Linked DNA regions of Homo sapiens: region 1 is linked to region 2. Evidence: read pairs that join two places in POLR2A ChIA-PET (ENCODE). Cell type or tissue: CD4-positive, alpha-beta T cell. All regions are shown on one strand.

What was found. ChIA-PET counts read pairs that join two places held together with the same protein. Peaks named below come from ENCODE experiments on the same cell type or tissue, not always from the same donor. Only the 100,000 strongest peaks of a DNase experiment are listed, where the experiment ranks them.
Region 1: POLR2A ChIA-PET joins it to region 2 with 16 read pairs; 13 of 35 experiments call an interaction of 5 or more read pairs at or near these places.

The regions. Positions count from the first base shown.
Region 1 is chr12:120,036,749-120,044,748 of GRCh38, forward strand. All of the region lies in intron 2 of BICDL1 (BICD family like cargo adaptor 1), which reads left to right. Among named protein-coding and RNA genes, the nearest start is that of BICDL1, 52 kb to the left of the region's middle. In CD4-positive, alpha-beta T cell, no CTCF peak of the experiment used is centred here; DNase peaks (open chromatin) are centred at 3,163 and 4,743.
Region 2 is chr12:119,985,472-119,993,471 of GRCh38, forward strand. It overlaps BICDL1 (BICD family like cargo adaptor 1), which reads left to right and starts at 3,765. Exons shown (of 10, transcript NM_001367886.1): 1 at 3,765-4,826. The coding sequence starts at 4,398. RefSeq lists silencers at 252-433, 3,313-3,372, 3,393-4,032, 4,313-4,402, 4,453-4,522 and 2 more and enhancers at 3,436-4,409, 4,410-5,381. In CD4-positive, alpha-beta T cell, a CTCF peak has its summit at 3,149 (motif pointing left); DNase peaks (open chromatin) are centred at 3,480, 4,420 and 4,700; H3K4me3 peaks cover 2,277 bases; H3K27ac peaks cover 958 bases.

The sequences.
Region 1 (8,000 bases), 51 kb after region 2:
GCCTGTAGTCCCAGCTACTCGGGAGGCTGAGACAGAAGAATCACTTGAACCCGGAAGGCGGAGGTTGCAGTGAGCCAAGATCATGCCACTGTGCTCCAGCCTGGGTGACAGAGTGAGACTTTGTCTCAAAAAACAAAACAAACAGACAACTATTGGTGAATCTTATTGCACAGACATATATGAAAGTTTACCAAAATCAAATCTATGATGAAGGAATTAAATCAGTATGCTTTGAGGATTCACTTTCCAGAACTTAAGTTCTGTCAGTTGAGTGTTTTAATATATGTGTTTCTGTGTTGTTGCTTTTACATTAGCAAGTGTGACACCTAATTTGTTTCACTTGGGTTTCATGTCCTGCTTGAATGCAGTACTACAAGTTACTCAGTGCCTAACATGTTGTCTTGCCTGTGGTAGGTGCTCAGTAATCGTATGTTGAATGAAATGGGTACAGCATTATTTGGAATTATTGCCTTTGTTGTATTTGTGCTCTTCTCTGGTATGTTAGTTTTATTAATAAATGTTCATTTTGATTTCTAAAGTACCTTCTCTCTCACCTAGAGATCTGAGGAGACACGTTATTTGGAACTGGTTCTTTTTTGCTTGAAATAATTTTTCTGGCATTTAAATAAGCCTTGGTCTGGAGGTTTCACATATTCATTTCTGTCTTTTTAAGCTTCCCTGCTCCCGAGAATTTTCAGGCTTGTAAGACTGCGTGCAGTTCATTAATATTCTCCATCCTGGCATCCCAGATAGACATAAGAAGTTGACTGACAGTAAGGAAGCAGAGAGGAGTTTAAATAGAATAGTGCTCAGCAATGAGAGAGAACTTTATACCTGAAAGCTTCCACAGACATTAATCAATTTCCAACACTTTGGAGAAGTAGGAAATTGATTTTTATTATGTATTTAATAGCTGAGCAAATGTGATATGCTTTTAATCTCCTAACTCTTCCTGAGATGGTGATGTTCACTTAGAAGCAACTATATTTGTTTAAAATCATAAAGACATTCTTTGTAGCCTGGTCTACATAATACATTCCTACTTTTTTATAATATGAGTTTGTTTTAACAGACTCGTCCTTTGACCTTCCATCCTTCTCAGAAGTAGGCAACTGAGTTAATCAACTTCAGAGTCTACTGGTTTCATTTCCACAAGCCAATTCACTTGGCAGGGAGCAAACTACTCTTGCTCCCTCACTATCCTAGAGAAACAAGAAAACAGATGCCTGCTCAGAACATTAAGCAGTGTCTAATTGCCCCTGAAGGGTGACCTGGAAGTGGGTAGTTTGTCCCATGCTTTTGAAGCCCTGGGTAGACAGAGGCCAGATTCTTCATGCATTGCTCATGTCCATCCAGTGAGCCAGCAGCAGTTGGGAATGGAGTCCAAAAATAGGTGATCCCTGTCCCAATACTTATTCCTAAAGCAGTGAGTGGTTCCTAACCCGTTTTCCATCAAGACACATGCTCAAATGCTTCTGTTACCTTCAGTTTGCGCAAAGGGCTAGCCGTAACTACACCTTTTCCCTTCCGCCTGAGAAAACATAGTGAGCATTTTGAATTTGCTCTTAGTGATATTTTTTGAAGTAAAGGATTTATTTTATTACTTTATCAGTAATAAGAAATGACTTATAACACATCCTACAGTTGATTATGACCAAACATCAATGTGTTCATAGTTAGAGCTTTATATAAGTGTTTGTATTTTTTTTTTCAAAATAGTATGTGGACATTGTTAGAAGTCTCTTAATACATTTGATTTCTTTTTTAAAAAGTCTCTCCCATCCCACCTGCTCACATTAAATGTAGTGAATTTTTTTCATTGTTGGTTTTCTTTAAATCATTATGTTGATTTTTTTCTTTAAATCATGTTTTGATTGATTGGCTGTTGTGAGCCAAGACTTTTCCGAATGCTAGAGAGGTTGCAGAAGTTGAGTGACCCTTTCCTTTGAGGAGTCCATAGTTTAATGCTAGTAATAAGGCCTATTTTAGGGAGATAACTTACTGTATTGGGAAAGTCACAACCTCTTTGAAGTTCAGTTTCCTCATCTAAAGAGTAGGTTAATAATACCTGTCTAACAGGGATTATTTTGAGGATTTAATGAAATAGTTCATGTGACACCAATTGGCACGGGTGCCTGGTTCAGGGTGGGTACTCAGTACAGTTGTTAATTCCACTTGCATCTAGAGAACCATGCAAGAGACTGTCATTAGATTCTTAAAATACATGAAGGCTACTTTTAAAAATATGAATTAGAAGACAAAAACAAGGCCGGGCACGGTGACTCAGCCTGTAAACCCAGCACTTTGGGAGGCAGAGGCGAGCGGATCACCTGAGGTCAGGAGTTTGAGACCAGCCTGGCCAACATGGTGAAACCCCATCTCTACTAAAAATACAAAAATTAGCCAGGCATGGTGGCGGGTGTCTATAGTCCCAGCTACTTGTGAGGCTAAGGCAGGAGAATCGCTTGAACCTGGGAGGCGGAGGTTGCAGTGAGCCAAGATAGCGCCACTGCACTTCAGCCTGGGCGACAGAGTGAGACTCTGTCTCCAAAAACAAAAGAAAAGAAAACAAGAACTGAGAGCTGGTGTTTATTAGAAAAGGCTTCATGGGCCGAGCGTGGTGGTTCACGCCTGTAATCCCAGCACTTTGGGAGGCCAAGGTGGGCGGATTATGAGGTCAGGAGTTCGAGTCCAGCCTGACCAACATGGTGAAACCCCATCTCTACTAAAAATACAAAAATTAGCTGGGCGTGGTGGTGCATGCCGGTAATCCCAGCTACTCAGGAGGCTGAGGCAGGGGAATTGCTTGAACCCGGGAGGCGGAAGTTGCAGTGAGCCAAGATTGCGCCACTGCACTCCAGCCTGGGTGACAGAGTGAGACTCCGTCTCAAAAAAAAAAAAAAAAAAAAAAAGAAAAGGCTTCATGGAGGATGTAGGATTTAAAGAGGCTCTAGAACTTAGATTATCAAACTGTAGGTATTATAACGATAAGGAATGGACAGATTCTGGCCTGGAGGAGGAGTTTGGGCTCTTCCACCCTCCCCCACTTTCAGGGAGTGTCACCAGTTTTTTAGCCCCACGTACCGTATTACCTTTTCAGTGACTTTACAGAAAATAATTCTGTAACCAGTGTGGTAAAACCCTATGGGGCTAATCCATATTAGCATTACTACTGTTTCCATGGCAACCATCAGCCAATCCAGAACCTTATAGTAAGGCAAAATGTAAGAAGCACTTTCATCAACAAATACCCAATTTTACTGGTAGAATGTCCCACTGGGATGTTACCAGACTACCTAGCTGCTGTATCCAAAATCTAAACTCTGTTATTCCATATTTCTTTTTCTTTTCTTTTCTTTTTTTTGTTCTTCTGAGATAGAATCTCATTCTGTCACCCACACTGGAGTGCAGTGGTGCAATTTCTGCTCACTGCAGCCTCCACCTCCTGGGTTCAAGCCATTCTCCTGCCTCAGCCTATCGAGTTGCTAGGATCACAGGCACCACCATGCCCGGCTAATTTTTGTATTTTTAGTAGAGAATCGCTGTTGGTCAGGCTGGTCTTGAACTCCTGACCTCAGGTGATCTGCCCATCTTGGCCTCCCAAAGTGCTGAGATTAACAAGCGTGAGCCACCGAGCCCAGCCTTCTTTTTCTTTTCTTTCTTTTCTTTTCTTTTTGTTTTTTTGTTTGTTTGTTTGAGACAAGGTTTGGCTCTATCGCCCAGGCTGCACCATCTTGGCTCACTGCAACCTTCACCTCCCAGGCTCAAGCCATCCTCCTACCTCAGCCTCCTGAGTAGCTGAGACTATAGGCATACACTACCACACCCGGCTAATTTTTTTGTATTTCTTGTAGAGACAGTTTTACCATGTTGCCCAGGTTGGTCTTGAACTCCTGAGCTCAAGCCATCTGTCAGCCGCAGTCTCCCAAAGTGCTGGGATTACAGGTGTGAACCATCACACCTGGCCCTATATTTCCATGTTGGAACATTTAATAGGAAATACTTTTTTTTTTTTTTTGTAGACAGTCTCACTCTGTCGCTCAGACTGGAGTGCAATGGCATGATCCCGGCTCACTGCAACCTCTGTCTGCCAGTTTCAAGCAATTCTTGTGCCTCAGCCTCACGAGTAGCTTGGATTACAGGCATGTGCACCACACGTGGCTAATTTTTGTATTTTTAGTAGAGGAGGGGTTTCGCCATGTTGGCCAGGATGGTCTCAAACTCCTGACCTCAAGTCATCCACCTGTCTCACCCTCCCAAAGTGCTGAGATTACAGGTATGAGCCACTGCTCCCAGCCAGCAGGAAATACTTTTAAGAAAAAATCTTGCCATGATTTTTTTCTGTAAGGAAATAGCATTATGTTTGAATTCTTGTTGAATAGTTTGTATAAAGTGGATATAACAAATAAGGTAAAACTGAGAGGGAGGAGAAAGATTTTATATCTAATTATGTAGAATTTGTGACTATTGATAATAGTTAGGGGCAAGGGCCAAAAATCAACATGATTCCTCTTCTATCAGTTTTACTCTAAAGGGAAGATTGAAAGATAAAATTCTTAATATTTAAATTTTACCTCTGAAACCTGAACTCATTATGTAATATGGGGGTTTTACAGACCGTTTTGTTCCCTGTTACAGACAACCTTAAGCCAAAAATGAGTTAATATAGACATGTTTTCCCTGCATTCAAATTTGTCTGCTATGTGCCTGGCTCACTTCCGAGTACTGGGGTTGTGGCAGCAAACAAAGGCCCAGACCTTTTGAAACTTACATCAAGGGCAGGGGGCGGGGGCAATAGCTCGATTAACAAAGAACTATCTGTCGGGTGTAATAAGCGCTACAGAGAAAAATTAAACAGAGGAAAGGAATGGAGGGCGGCACAGGTAGGGTTAGGGTGAGCAGAGGAGGCCTCTCTGATAAGATGACATTTGAGAAGAGACCCGAGTGGAGTGCAGGAACAGGCCTCGTGAATGTCTGAGGAAAGCATGTTCCAGGCAGAGGGGAATCATATGCACAGATTTTGAAATAAGAGTCTGCTCAGCAGGTCTGAGGGCAGCAAGTAGGCCAGTATGAGTGGAACAAAGAGAATGCAGCGGAGAAAAGAGGAGATCTGAGATAAGATTGGGATGCAGGGAGGAATCCTGTAGAATCTTAGAAGTCATGGTAAGGACTTTATTATGTTTTATTCTGAGTAAGAAAGCTTCTAGAGGGTTTTGAGCAGTGACATAGTCTGACTTGGGTTTCTGAGAATTGCTGTGCTGCAGAGAGTAGGCTGTAGGAGGGCAAGGGTAGGAGCAGGGAGACCAAGTAGGTGGCACCACAGTCAGTAGTCTTGGTGGGTGGTGATGCTGGCTGGGACTAGGATGGGAGAGTGGAGGCGGGAAGAAGTGATAGCATCCTGGATATTAATTTTACTCGATAAATCTCATATAGCACCTATTATATGCCAGGCAGTGTTCCAATGGCTTTATAAATATCAGCTCATCTCATACTCATAATAGTCCTCTGAGGTATATTTCAGCAGTAGAGTCCACAGGATGTGTGGATGGGTTGGATGTGGAGTGTGAGGGGAAAATCAAAGATGATTCCTGTTTGGGGCCCAAAACTCCTAAGAATGAAGTTGCCATCTCCTGAGAAGGGAAGAGTCAAGGAGGAGCATGTTTGGGTGGAGGCCCTCAAATCAGGAGTTCAGGTTTGGACATGTTGAGTGTGACGCACATTAGTGTTCCAAGTGGATGTGGTAAGTAGGCAGTTAGATATAAGAACCTAAGTCAGGCCGGGCGTGGTGGCTCACGTCTGTAATCCCAGGACTTTGGGAGGCCAAGGCAGGCGGGTCACCTGAGGTCAGGAGTTTGAGACCAGCCTGGCCAACATGATGAAACCCTGTCTCTACTAAAAATACAAAAATTAGCTGCGTTTGGTGGCGGGTGCCTGTAATCCCAGCTACTCAGGAGACTGAGGCAGGAGAATCATTTGAACCCGGGAGGCGAAGGTTGCAGTGAGCCGAGATTGTGCCACTGCGCTCCAGCCTGGGCGACAGAGCGAGACTCCCCCTCAAAAAAAAAAAAAAAGACGAAGAACCTAAGTCAGAGGAGAGGTCAGGGCTGAGAGCTGGAGATAAATTACAAACTAGATATCAAAGCATTCAGGAAGAAGTGCCAGCCTGGTGTCTATTTTTCTGCTAAACCTAACCAGAGGTGGACACAAGGGGTGTGTTTTCCCTTGGGTGTGGTGGTGTAGTAGCACTCTCATTGGCTTTGGGATCAGACCTGCATTTGAATCCTAGCTCCACCATTTACTAGCTAAGTGACCTCAATTATGTGACCTAATCTTGGCTAGCTTCAGTTTCTTTATCGATGAAATGGGGTTAACAATGCTCATCCTGTAGCGTTGTTAAGATAAAATGAAGTAGCCTGGGTATGTTACCTAGAGCAGTGCTCCGACCTAGAAAATGCTAAATAATATTCATCTTCCTTTTCCTTGGATTTAGTTTGTTGAATTCAACCCAGACTAACAGAAGAGCTTGTCTTCCAGGATGAAGGAAGTCTGAATTTACAGCCTATTCCCAAGTACACATATTTTGGGGCGTGCCTATTTAATGACAAGCTCCAAAAAAGAAAAGGATTTCAAATCCATCTGTTATCAAATGAGAATGACTTTATAAAAGAAAAGACTTGAGTGAGGTTTATAAAGGGAACAGGGAAAATAGTCATGGGTTCTGAGTATTAAAAGATTGCACATGCAAAAGCAGGGTGAGGGTATAGGTAGAAACACCGAGCAGCAAATCCATGGATCAGTCATGCGTAATTTACATCAAAGGCTAAGTAAATCTACTTGAGCCATGGAGATGACCTATAGGAGGAAATAGTGCCCTTTCCTGTGGATGGGCTATGTAAATCAAAGGGAATTATCTCATTAATTCTCTGGTGATCCTGGTGGAACCTTGCTAAAGGGGCACTTGTGGGCTTAAAGTTAATCCCACTTCTATTTTCTACAGTCATAGCTTGACTTTTGCAAGAAGCCCTCACTTAAGGTGTTCAGATTTTATCTCATACAGTACGCATTTGAATACCTGCCATGTGCCATGTACTTTATTAGGGAAGCAAAGATAAATAGGAGATATAATTTCTGCCCTTAAGTCTTTTCCAGTCTAAGAGAAAACAGATATGTAAACAGAGTGTGTGATAAGTTCTCTAATAAGAGTATTGCAGCACTGCAAATAATGTAGTCATTTTAACCGGGGATCTTATAATGGCAATATGGAAGTTATGTCTGAACTGGGCTGTTAAGGTTAAGAATTTATCAGGTGAAAATTTGAGGAAAGACATTCCAAAAGAGGGTATATCATGAACAAAGTCAAAGAGGCATGTTCAGGGAAGAAAAAGCCATACTGTGATTAATAGTCTTGTTTTTATGGTGGTGGGAAGAAAGTGACCACCAGTTTGGAAAGCAGTTTTTCCCTAACCCTTCTCCAATTCCAAACAAGAACATTTTAACTTTGTAACCTTCTTTTTAGGTCTAAGAAGTCTCCTGGTGAGCCATATGACCAAAACAGGTGGTGGCGGGGTGAGGTGGGGAAGTATGAAAAACACTAAAATTTTCTTTCTTTATTAGGATTAGACGTGACTGCTCTTTCCTGAGAGAATCCTGAATGTGTCCCTGTGTCACCACTTGTCTCCAGTGAAGGGCTCCTTAGGGTACACCCCAGCCCATTTCCATCCCTGTTCTAAGTTAAAGTTTGCTGAGTAGAATGTCATTCCAACTGCCCGTCTTCCCCTAGCCTTCCTGTTTATTACGAAAAGGTTCTCAATTTCTTTTCCAAGCATTTTCATGCAATCTCCTTTTGAAAGTATAAACATTTCAGCTTTCTACATATGGCTAGCCAGTTTTCCCAGCACCATTTATTAAATAGGGAATCCTTTCCCCATTGCTTGTTTTTCTCAGGTTTGTCAAAGATCAGATAGTTGTAGATATGCGGCGTTATTTCTGAGGGCTCTGTT
Region 2 (8,000 bases):
TGTAATATCAAAGAAAAATATCCAAAATGAAAAGGCTACTAAAATATTCCTCCTTTTCCCAACCACATATCTTTGTGAGTCCAAATTTTCTTCATATATTTCAAAATATCATACATTATAGATATATCCAAATACAAGAATTCACTTTTCTACTGTTAAGCCATACATTACAGAGGTTTACAAAAATGAAGAATAACGCCATTCTTCTCACTAGTTTTTTTTACATTTAGGACCATATAGTTATTGTTCATAAAAATTCATTATAGTTACATATAATAGGTTTATCATAAATATTTAAAATGAATTAATTATTTAAAAACTTTTTTTTTGGAGATGGAGTCTCACTCTGTCACCCAGGCTGGAGTGCAGTGGCGTGACCTTGGCTCACTGCAACGTCCGCCTCCCAGGTTCAAACGATCCTCCCGCCTCAGCCTCCTGAGTAGCTGGGACTACAGGCACATGCCACCATGCACAGCTAATTTTTGTATTTTTAGTAGAGACAGGGTTTTGCCATGCTGGCCAGGCTGGTCTTGAACTCATTACCCCAAGTGATCTGCCTGCCTCGGCCTCCCAAAGTGCTAGGATTACAAGCATGAGCCACCGTACCCGGCCCAAGAGTGTAATGAGATTCTGAGACCAAAATGTTTAAGAACCACTATTTTGAATAGTTCTGCAAAGTTGGGCTGGTTCTCCCAGAAAGACAGTGCTTAGAGCCAAACCTACTGTAAGAAGTGAACATTTCCTAGTAAGGTTCAGCAGTGGAACATTGTTAGGAAGGAAATTCAGAAGCTGGAGTTAGAATTGTAACAGTTCATTTTCACAGTAACAGATAAGTGGAACAGATTAGGACCATTGGGCTCAAGGCAGGCAAACAAAGTCATTTTTTGAAAGATAGGCTGCATGTCTGCATTAAGGAAAAAGAGCTGAAACTCTTTTTTTTTTTTTTTTTTTTGACAAGTTCTTGCTCTGTCACCCAGACTGGAGTGCAATAGTATGATCAGGGCTCACTGCAGCCTTGATCTTCCAGGCTCAACTCACCCTCCCATCTCAGCCTCCTGAGTAGCTGGGGCTATAGGCACACACCACCATGCCTGGCTAATTTTTTTGTATTTTTTGTAGAGACGGGGTTTTGGCCATGTTGTCCAGGCTAGTCTCAAACTCCTGGGCTTATAAGACCCTCCCACTTTGGCCTCCCAAAATGCTGGGGTCATAGGCATGAGCCACCCAACTGGTGGAGAGACAGGATCTTGCCATGTTGCCTGTTATAAGTAAAATGTTTATTTAGAAACAGAATGCTTGTTCCTCGGTACCACGAGGAAAAATCAGCATTTAGAGAGAAAGTTTTCTCAGCAATGCAATTTTAGTTTCTGCAGAAAGGGTGCTCCTTGCAGCTGGAACAATGGCAAGAGCACACCTGAATAAAGGAAAGAAGCAATTTTTATCCCTTACGCAGTTTGTCCCTGCTACTGTGCCTTGTCTCCATTGGCTGGAGCCAGACCTTACAATTTAAACTGAACCTGATAGGCTAACAACTTAAAACTTTTCTAAATAGGTAAAAGCAATGGAGAACAAAGGAAAAGAGGAAGTTATTTATGAAAAGACTTAGAAAAGTAGTAACATTCCCAAATAGGGAAGGGGCATAGGCTGCAAGCTGGGACATGCCAGTGAGCATGTCCAGCACAGGTATCTTGGTTAAAGTACATGGACATAGAATGTACTCATTCCCTTAGATCTAACAGCTACATAGGAAAGGGCTTAACAGAGAGTTATTAGCATAAAATAAGGTGGCTTGAAGGAAGTTAGTCTTTAAAAGAAACCATTATTTCTAACACTTATTATTCATTCTTTAACAAGAAGGGAAGCTTTGAAGAGGAAACTTTACTTTCTACATTGTCCAAGCTGGTCTTGAACTCCTGGGCTCAAGCAATCCTCCTGCCTCAGCCTCCCGAAGTGCTGAGATTATAGGCAGGAGCCACAGAGCCTGGCCCTGTTTGTTCTTGATGTGTCTCCAGACATATTAGGGAGAAATTTGTCCTTCTGTGATTCAAATAAGACAAAAGGAAGTGGCAATTGGATCTCACCTCTGGCCCACAATTCCAGCTCAAGGTGGGAGGTCATAATAAAAAGTGTTAGAACATTTCCTTGCTGGAATGGTAACATGGTCAACTGCAGAAATTTAGCTCTAAGATTGATGTGGGAATCCCTCAACTGTCTGTCTCCTTTCCAGTCAACAAGTGAACAATGCCAGCCCTGAGGCCCAGGAGCTTTTCAGATTCTGGCCTTCAGTCTAAGGGTAACGATGTTAAAACTTGAATATTGTTTAGGCTCTGAATTTAATAAGCGATAAAAACCATGAGAAACTATTTGACCCATTTCAGCCTCTTGATGTTCTGAAATTTCCATCTCACTGGGATGAAAAGAAGAAAGGCATGATCCAAGTAAAAAATGGGTTGTCTGTCCAAGAGGAAAAGGAAGCATAGGGACGAATTCTAGCTTTAGATGGGATTGTTTCTGGAAATAGGAGACACGTAGCACCACCAACGAGGTCAACACCAAGGAATGACTGCAAGTCACCCAGTAGGCTCTCCAAACCTTCCTTTAATCATTGAGGAAATGTTCCTTCCATATCCACCCAATCCATCTTGGTCACAAAGGACCATTTATCTTCCTCAAGACTGCTTCTATGTGAAGAAAATAAAGAATAATGATTCACGTGATCCCTGGCGTCGGCCTGGCTAGATCTCAATCCTGACTCTACCAGTTGTAATGACCTGGGCAGACGATGCCATCTCTCAGGCTTTAATTTCCTTCTCTGTTAAAATGACAAGCGGCAGTACTGATTTTATAAAGTTCTTGTGAGGATTATCTAAAATAATGACTATCAAGCACTTAATACAGGACATGGCACACACTGAGTGCCGAATAAACGGTAGTTATTATTAGGGAGGTTCTTTGCTTCGTATTCCCATCTGTGAGCAGTTTTTTCCGTTATTTCTCCGCAGAAACCCTTTCTCTCCGGGCTGCTGATCTGCGAAGCATCTGGTCCTTCATATCCCTGAGTCATCAGCATGAAGATGCCTGGTTTCCGAAGTCCTCCCTCCTCCTACTGCTCTCTAGGGCTCCCTCTCCTGACTGCTTAGTTCTCCTGGGGGCCCAGACCTAAATTTCGTGAGGGTATGTCTTTCTCGGGGCCGGGTCACCAGTCTTGGAGGAATGTCCTCAGTCCCCTTTGCCCCAGACACCACCAGAGATGCGGCAACAGAACTCTGAGGCGCGCCCCGGCTTCCAAGTAGCTGGGGGCGGGGCCGCGCCTGGAGGTGAGCAGCAGGCGGTGGGCGGGGCCGCGCTCCGTCCGAGGTGAGAGCGAGGCCGGGTGCGAGGCCACACCCCGAGGTACGAGAGCTGAGGGCGTGGCCACACCCCAGCTCTGAGCGAGGCTGAGGGCGGAACCGCACCCCGAAGTGGGTGCAAGGCTGGGGGCGTGGCCGCGCGGTGAGGCAGCCAGGACCGTGAGGGATGCGCCAGCCGCCTCCGCAGGCGGCGCGCGCAGCCGCCCGCAGGGCGTGAGGCAGAGCAGGGGTTAAGGCCGCCGGCGCCACCTGGGCGTCGCTGAGGAGACCCGCGAGCCGGCGAATCCCGCGCGGGCGGGGCGAACAGGTGCCCGCGCGCGTCAGGCGCCGGCAAGGGGCGGGGCGAGGGGACGCGGCCGGAAGCCCGGGGCGGGGCGCTGCCGGCCCGGTGAGCCGGGAGGAGCCGGGGAAGGCAGGAAGGAGCTCGCCGGGTTGCGCGGCGCGCGATGTGGAGCCGCCGCCTCGGCCCCTGCAGCAGCAGCAGCCGCCGTCGCCGCCGCTGCTGCTGGGGCTGCCGCGGAGCCGGGGGTCATGGAGTGCGGCTGCAGAGAGCGGCCGCCGGCAACAGCAGCAGCAGCAGGAAGCGTCGCGGCGACAGCGGAGCGCAGCCCGCCCCGTGAGGCGCTGCCCGGCCGGCGGCGGCAGCAGCAGCAGCAGCGGCAGCGGCAACAGGGCGGCTGAGAACCCGGCGGCGGCGTTCCTCCTCGCTTCCTCCCCTCCCGCTTCGCCGACCCTCAGTCTCTGTTCCTGAGTCCTCCCTTCCCCAGCCTTCCCGTTCCCACCACCTACTCCGCCACTACCCCCACCCCCTCCTCCCGCGCGCGCCTGAGCAGCTGAGCCCGGGGGCGGGGGAGGGGGCGCGTGCCGCCGGCGCGGGGGAGGGGCGGGCCGGCGCGCGCCGCGCCCAGGGCTCGCGGGGACCCGGGGGCGCGTGCCGCGGCGCGAGGCGAGGCGCGGGACGCGGGGCGGCGCGGCAGGGCCCCTCCCCCCTGCAGCCTGGCGCGCGCGGGCCGGGCCGCACCGCTGCGGGCTCCGCGCGCGCGGGCCATGTCCGCTTTCTGCCTGGGCTTGGTCGGCCGCGCTTCAGCACCCGCCGAGCCGGACAGCGCCTGCTGCATGGAGCTGCCCGCCGCGGCCGGGGACGCAGTCCGGAGTCCCGCCGCCGCCGCCGCCCTCATCTTCCCCGGGGGCTCCGGGGAGCTAGAACTGGCGTTAGAGGAGGAGCTGGCGCTGCTGGCGGCCGGGGAGCGGCCGTCCGACCCCGGGGAACACCCTCAGGCCGAGCCTGGGTCTCTGGCCGAGGGGGCCGGACCGCAGCCGCCGCCCTCCCAGGACCCCGAGCTGCTGTCGGTGATCCGACAGAAGGAGAAGGATCTGGTGTTGGCGGCCCGGCTGGGTAAGGCGCTGCTCGAGAGGAACCAGGACATGAGCCGGCAGTACGAGCAGATGCATAAGGAGCTGACAGACAAGCTCGAGGTGAGGACCTCCCTCCAGGGATGGGTGGGGAGCAGGGGCCGCCCAGGCACGCGCCCGGCCCTGGGCAGTTAGGGAACCACTCACCCCCACTTCGTTGCTCACCCTACCTCGCAGAAAATCTGGAATGAATGGGGGAGGGAGGATGGAGGATTATCAGATTTCGTTGAACCCACTTGACTTCCCCACCCCGCTCACAGCAAATGGGTCCATGCGTGGCTCCAGCCGCTGTGGGCCGTTCTATATACGTACTGTACCCAGCATCTAAAATAGAGCTTACAGTATGACTATATAGCACTGAGGTGATGTCTGCATACAGAGAAATGAGGAAGTCGGGAAGCATTTAAAATATGTTGCAGGTTTTCAGAGCAGTTAATCTCTAATCAGGGTGTTAGCCTAAAGCCTTCCAGTTTGGGCGTTAAGGCCTTTAGATGCCCTTGTCTTAACTTCCTGGCAGCTCAGAGTTGTGGGAAACAAGTGCCCCTAAAGGAGCTTTATATAGCCTTCAAATGCTCAGGGATTAGGAAATGTGGTTCCATTGCAGAAATCAGGCGAGCCAGGGCTCAACATGTGACCGCTGGTAGTGGATTTAATTTGGGCCTCAGTATTTATGTGTATTTAAACAGTACTTTTCTGTGTTCTGGGTCTCAGGCTTGCAATTGAATGACCAAATGCAACCTATGAGAACCATATTACTTTAACTTCTGTTATAAAATACCTGTTAAGGTATCCGTAATATTTCTGCCAGTTCTCTAGGCAGTCTTTCAGAGTTGTTTGTTTTCTTGCCCTTAACTAGAAAAGGGCCTTGAATGCAGTACAGAATGCCAGCATTTCTAAAAATTAGATTGCAAAAAAAAGGGGCAGGGGGATGGGGAGAGGGAGTCACCTGTGACTTACCTTTCCTGCCTGTGCGTTTACTATTATTGTTACCTAGTTTGGTTGCAGCCAGCTCTTTTCATTCTTAGTTACAGCAAGACAATAGTACAGACCTGAATGAGGTTTGAAATTGACCCTAGTCAGGTTCCGTATCTCTGCTACTGGTTGAACAGTCAGAATGGAAATTCAGAAATATTCTGTAATAAGATTTAAGTATGCCTATAGTCCAGCGACGTAAAAGTAAATCCGGGAGAAAAAAAGGAAACCTGTGAGTGCCCTGTAGTTCGGTTGTCCTGCTAACTAGGTCTGCCAGTCGATGAACTCCTGAGATACCTCTCTGAAAAGTCGTTTGTGAAACCTATAGGTAGACTGCCAAAAAGCAGCCTAATGAATTGAATTGTTTAATTTTCACTTGAAGTAGAGGTCTAGAAATAAAAAGCCTTCCTTTTTTTTTTATAAAGAGATTCAGTTGTACGACTTTGTAAAGAAGTACAACTACAGAGATTTATACTTGTGATTTGAAATTTCTTCAGTGAAGGACTTGATTGAAGAGACAGCTGACTTGAAAGGAGCACCGTATCAGTTTGATTAGTGCCAGATTTCATAGTAATCCTGAGTGTGCAATTACATACATTCTGGGTTCCATGTGGAGCCTTTATACATTTCTTCAACATAGGGCAAAGATTTCAGAATGGTAACAAAAAAAGGTTGTATTGTAAAAGAATAAATTATCTTTGACATTTTGTTATTTACTTAATGGACAACAATAGTTTAAAACTCTTTAAACTATTTTTTAAAACCTTCATTCCTCTGCAGGTCAGCATATGAACTCTAGTTTTAAAAGTTCAATTTTAAGTTCTGGAGATAGTCGCACAACAATGTGAATATAACTAACATATACTTAACATATACTTACAGGCCAAATATTGATCATTGTTGAAACTCAGTGATGAGGGGAGTCAGTTATATTATTTCTTATAGGTAGGTTTGAAAATTATAAAAAATTTTAAAGTTTTAAAAATGTTCATTAAAGATACTAAGAGAGTACCATTAGTTGCTTGTTAATCTTTCTAGTGTTAATGTGAGAGTGACAAACCTGGTTTACAGAGTACTGTTTTATTTGACACCTCCGGTTTAGTTTTCCCCACAGTACATTGTTTGAACAATGTAGGTTTTAGAATGTCTGTTTAGACAATACTTTCTAACGTTCAGTACAAACTGCTGTACTTTGTACTTTTTTCTTTTTTAGACAAGATCTCACTCTATCCCCCAGGCTGCAGTGGAGTGGCTGATCATGGCTTACTGCACCCTCAAGTGACCCTCCCACTCAGCCTCCTGAGTAGCTGGGACTACAGGCGCCTACTACACACCTGGCTAATTTTGTAAAAATGTTTCGTAGAGATGGGGTCTCACTATGTTGCCAAGGCTGGTCTCAAACTACGGGGCTCAAGCAGTCCTCCTGCCCTGGCCTTCCAAAGTGGTGGGATTACAGGAGTGAACCATTGAGCCTGGCCTGTATTTTCAATTAAATCAAACACTTGGGAGTATAAAACCAGTACTTTAAGACGCATTTATTCATGAGAGAACTTGACCAGAAAAAAAAAATTTATAATCTTCCACAAACTGTCGGACATTTGGAGTCAAACACATTTTCTTACAGGGTGGTTTGAAAGAGAAACATGTGAGTGGACTGAGGGAATGCCACTTTCACTATTGAATAATGAGACTGGTTTTATTTTAATCCCATCTTCTCTACTACTTCAAAATTGGCACCTTTCTTCCACCCCCCCACCCTGCCCCCCAGATGGAGTCTCGCTCTGTCGCCCAGTCTGGAGTGCAGTGGCGCAATCTCAGCTCACTGCAAGCTCCACCTCCCAGGTTCATGACATTCTCCTGCCTCAGCCTCCTGAGCAGCTGGGACTACAGGCGCCCGCCACCACGCCTGGCTAATTTTTTTTTTTTTTTTGTATTTTTAGTAGAGACGGGGTTTCACCATGTTAGCCAAGATGTTCTCGAGCTCCTGACCTCGTGATCCGCCTGCCTCGGCCTCCCAAAGTGCTGGGATTACAGGCATGAGCCACTGCGCCGGGCCGGCACCTTTCTAATGTCGGGACAAACAAGGCATTTTCAAGATCTTTTCTACCTATTCATTAGTTAATACTAAATACCTCTCTGGTTCTGTGTGCCAAGCCCAAGATTTTGTTGTTTTCATTTCAAACATTAAAGTACTTGATGCTACACTATTGTGTCATTAAAGGCATACTATTAATATTTAAAGTCTTCAGTGGTTTAAAGGTTAAC